Linked DNA regions of Homo sapiens: region 2 is linked to region 1. Evidence: chromatin loops called from intact Hi-C (ENCODE). Cell type or tissue: B cell. All regions are shown on one strand.

What was found. Hi-C counts contacts between places; a loop is a spot of excess contacts. Peaks named below come from ENCODE experiments on the same cell type or tissue, not always from the same donor. Only the 100,000 strongest peaks of a DNase experiment are listed, where the experiment ranks them.
Region 2: a loop joins it to region 1, with 33 times the contacts of the local background. A loop is called at or near these places in 2 of 110 quality-filtered maps.

Annotation. Positions count from the first base shown.
Region 1 is chr1:110,028,432-110,030,931 of GRCh38, forward strand. No RefSeq gene overlaps it. Among named protein-coding and RNA genes, the nearest start is that of STRIP1, 4.9 kb to the right of the region's middle. In B cell, CTCF peaks have their summits at 1,343 (motif pointing right) and 1,546; a DNase peak (open chromatin) is centred at 1,320; H3K27ac peaks cover 422 bases.
Region 2 is chr1:110,495,129-110,497,628 of GRCh38, forward strand. No RefSeq gene overlaps it. Among named protein-coding and RNA genes, the nearest start is that of CYMP-AS1, 6.1 kb to the left of the region's middle. In B cell, CTCF peaks have their summits at 1,055 (motif pointing left) and 1,256; a DNase peak (open chromatin) is centred at 1,033.

The sequences.
Region 1 (2,500 bases):
AGGCGGAGGTTGCAGTGAGCTGAGATTGCACCATTGCACTCCAGCTTGGGCAACAAGAGCAAAACTCTGTCTCAAATTAAAAAAAAAAAAAAGAAAAAGAAAAAGAAAGAAAAAAGAATAGTATTTTGTTTGCTTTTATTTTGTTTGTATTTTGTGCCAGACAATTGAAGTAATCCCAAAAGGTAACTTAATATATTAAATGTATAAACATATTTGAAAGGGTTTAAAGGAGTTTAAGTTTTTAAGTGGGGTATTCAAAACCCCTTAGAAGTCATTAATATTTGCTGGGTTTTTACAATAAGATTTATAAGCTGAACTTTTTTTTTTTTCTATTGAGACGGAGTCTCTCTCTGTCATCCAGGCTGGAGTGCAGTGGCGTGATCTTGGCTCACTGCAACCTCTGCCTCCCGGGTTCAAGCGATGCTCCCATCTCAGCCTCCTGAGTAGTTGGAACTACAGGCATGCACCACCACTCCTAGCTAAGATTTTGTATTTTTAGTAGAGATGGGGTTTCAACATCTTGGCCAGGCTGGTCTTGAACTCCTGACCTCAAGTGATCTACCCGCCTTGGCTTCCCAAAGTGCTGGGATTACAGGTGCAAGCCACCGCGCCTGGCCTATAAGCTGAACTTTGAAAAGCTTAAGTAATGTTTTTGTTACTTTAATATATTGAATATTAATTTATTAAGCTGAAATAGCATCTCATCTGTCCACACAGGCAGCCCTTGAAGACATTTTATTTTATGATTATTATTTTTTTGAGAAGTCTCACTCTGTTGCCCAAGCTGGAGTGCAGTGGTGCAATCTCAGCTCACTGCAACCTCCACCTCCCAGGTTCAAGCGATTCTCCTGCCTCAGCCTCCCGAGTAGCTGGGACCACAGGCGCATGCCACCACGCCTGGCTAATTTTTTTTTTTTTTTTTTTTTTGGTATTTTTAGTAGAGACGGGGTTTCACTGCATTAGCCAGGATGGTCTCGATCTCCTGACCTGGTGATCGGCCCGCCTCAGCCTTCCAAAGTGCTGGGATTACAGGCGTTAGCCACCCCGCCCGACCTTTGAAGACATTTTAAAATGTCCTTAGTAGAGACGGGGTTTCACTGCATTAGCCAGGATGGTCTCGATCTCCTGACCTGGTGATCGGTCCGCCTCAGCCTTCCAAAGTGCTGGGATTACAGGCGTTAGCCACCCCGCCCGACCTTTGAAGACATTTTAAAATGTCCTCCAGAAGGAATTGTCCTGGGTTGTGGCCCTGAGGGTACTTGTCTTTGATCCAGGCCTTTCTTCCTCATCTGGCTGTCTTGTGGCGTAGCTCTCCACTACAACCACCAGATGGCGCGTTTTCTCATGTGATCTGGTTGTCAGGGTCTCTTGCCAACAAAGGATAATAAAATACAGGTCTGGAATTCTTTCTCTGAATCTCCTATGTTTTGAAATTGAGAATTTCCCAGGTGTTTAGGAAATAGTTAAAGACACAGTATATTACATAATACTTTGACTTAATCTTTAAAAAAGTTTTTCTGTTTAGAGACAGGGTCTTGCTCTTTCTCCCAGGCTGGAGTACAATGGCAGGATCACAGCTCACTGCAGCCCAGAACTCCTGGGCTCAAGCGATTCTCTCACCTCAGACTCCTGAGTAGCTGGGATGACAGGCGCGCCACAATGCCTAATTTTATAATTTTTTTGTAGAGATCAGGTCTCACTATGTTGCCCAGGCTGGTCTTAAACTCCTGATCTCAAGTGATCCCTCCACTTTGGCCTACCAAAGCGCTATGATTACAGGAATGAGCTACCATGACCAGCTTTGACTTAGTCTTTTGACTAATTCATGTTTATATAAGAAAGCTGAGATTTTATAAGTTAATCTGACCTGAGACAGAGTGAAGCTGGCTGGTCCCTTTGGAAGACAGAATTAACTATTAGTTATCTGCCCTATTAGTTAATTAACCAAAACATTATTAATATTATCCTCTTCTCATAACCATTAATGGAGAGAACTCCATGTGACACAGTAACTAGAGGGTAAGACTGGACCCACAGATGTTTTATATGCTATACAGATTACTTTAATACTGAGCATTTCAGTGACCAGCAATGTATTTACAGTCCAGGGCTAGGATGGAAATTGCTAGAAACAGGCTCACTCTGCATCCCAGCATATACTTAGGTATCAATGAATGTGAAACATCTTACCCAGTACCTGACACCCTGTAGGCACAGAATACATGCCAGTTTCCTTCTACAGAGCCCAACTGGAGCAGCCACTATGTTCTTGCAACTCCTGCAATACTAGAATGGCTCAAATAGGAAATTTCTTCCTCCAGTCTCTTGAACAATGACTGCTCGTGGTGAAGGAAGGGCTTCTCACCTTGGGTATCACCTCTTGGTAATAATTCTCCTTTTTTTAAAAAAACAAACCAACAAACAAAACAAACAATGCTTTATAGTTTTCTCTTTTCTCTTTCTTTCTTTCTTTCTTTCTTTTTTTTTTTTTTTTTTTTGG
Region 2 (2,500 bases), 470 kb after region 1:
AGCAAGCCCCAGATGGCAAGGAGTGCGGGTGAAACACTCCGGGACCATGGAGCGAGGGGAAACTGCAAAGCAGGCAGAGGGACACGGCCTAGCTACTGTCCAGAAGCCTTGGTCATGGCTGGGGCCCGACTGGCCAGAGCATACAACGGCTGTCTGGAGGAGGTGGGGTCTCTGAAGACCAGGAGGGACATCTGACCCGTCCTTCTGCCAAGGCTGCCATACTCAACACCCTGCAGGGCTCATCTCTGAGCCTCTGTGCATGCTGTTCCTTTGCCTGATATGACTCCACCTTCTCTAACCTGCAGACTGTTCTTCGTCCTTCAAGACCAGCTGATATGTTATCTCCACTGGGAAGACTCCTACTGTACATGAGGCCTGCTTCACCCAAACTCCCTAAACCATAGGAGAACTCATTGGCTGATCCCTAGCTCCTTGATTGACTTGGGGCTAATTAGAATTGTTGCCTATCTTACTCATTAAAAATATGCATTGCATACTTGCTGTGTGCAAAATGCTGTTCTAGGCACTGTGTCCATTGGTGAACACAAACAGACCCTCCGTCGTCATGGGACTTATGTCCTGGGGGGACACAAACAATGAGATCATAGATGCATAAGTTACGTGGCTTCTGGGTGGTTATAAGCACATGGGAAAAGTGGAGTAATGAGGGAACACGCTTTGCTTTGAAATGAGGTAGGAAGGGCAGGCTCAGTGAGAAGGTGACATTTGAGCAAAGACATGAAAGATGGGTCAGCCATGCAGATATAGGGGCAGGGATGGTGTGTAAAGACTAAACACATCAGCATTTAATAAAGAGAAGCTACAGGTGGATACATATGGATACATTATTTTTTGCTTATGCCAGTTATCTTTCTAATGAAAGATAAGTTGCATCTCAATTGTTTAGCATCCTTTATAGCACTTAGTGTTTGACACGGAATAACTGTTCAGTAGACGTATGTTGAACGAACAAACAAGCTCCAAACTGTCTCCCTCTAAACCCCTTAGCCATGGTGAGGGCTGCCCAGGAGCCAGCTCTTGTCCTGGAGCGCCCTCTAGTGACCAAATCTCAGATGCCAGCTTTGTACATCTTGTTTATATCCTGTAACATTTCTCCTTCCCACCCCAGGAGAACTTAGGGACAGTGGCCAACCAATCAATAGAATTAACTAAGTGTCTCCTATGTGCAGGGCACAGTGGCAGCTTCTACACGAAGCACGCAGACTCAGGATATATGGTCCCTGCCCTCAAATCCCTCACTCACTGGACATCTCTCTGGTTAACCATTTCCTTCTCAACCTTTGCTCTCCGATAATCCCCCCTTTCTGATCTTTCTGGATCATCTGTAATACTGGAATTACATTTTGAGCTAGGGCTGGCTGGGTGAGGATGTGCATGCTGTGTGTGCCTGAGGGGCTTGGGAATAGCATTAGCTTTCCAGGTCAGCAAATTAGCCCATCATTCCGTAGTAGTGGAGGGGTGGAAGACAGCTAGGATCTGGTCCACTAGGCACTCCATGGAGTTTCAGAGCTGAGGCTGATGCTGGCTGGATAACATGCAGACCAAACTTGTCACCCCATTCTGGCTGGTGGAATTGTGCTTCCTTTTTAAGGACTTCTCATGGCCCTGGCCACCTTCTCTGTGCTGGTGGCCTTGGTATCCTCAAAGCCAAAGCTGAAGCTCCATTCCTGGGCACTAAGCCTCCACCACCTTTTGTCCTTGCCCTCTCCTCTGACCCCATCCATGAAACTCGAGAGCCCCTTTCTTTCCCAGGGCTCTGTTTAACACTGAGGCCAGAATAACTGTGTCCTGGTAGCTTTATTTTTAGGGCCTGTAAGAGGGAATAAGGAGCCTCTGGAGACAGGCCTCCCATGTGTCAGGGAGGGTCCTGGGCCCACAGGTGCCAGCCACACCTCCTGCAGCTTTGGAAGTCCAGTGCCAAATCTCAGCCACACCCCCATATCTGCTCCCTGGGGTGCACATTTCTCATCGAGAGCATAGCTCTTATGCAATGAGGTGGCTGTGGGCAAACTGGCTGTCCAGATGCCTAGGCTTAAGTCAGTGCCCTGGGACCTCCCGAGTTATGCTGGTGGCCAGTCTCTTGGCCTCAGCTCCTGAGTTAGGAAGGTAGGTGGCCTCAAGCTGAAGGGATGCTTTGGCTTGACTTCCACCACCTGGGCTCATGCCCCTTGTAGAGTGGATGATACGCAAAGAGTAGAGAATCTCCAAGTGCTTTCCTGAGTCCGCGCTTTTCCTGGGAGTCCCAGACGCAGACCAGTCAGGGTGAGAGTGGACTGGGAATCCAAGAATCTTCAGAAATTATTCTTCGGCTTGAAAGTCTGATGAATGAACTGATTACGGCTGGTGCAGAAAGTGCCCCGTGGACACTCTATCACTGGGTGGCAGCCTGGGTATGGATTTGGACTGGGCTTCAAAGATTTTATTTGGACCCAAGAGGGAGAAAAATGGCTTTCTGCATCCCACGGAGTGCTTCCTGGCA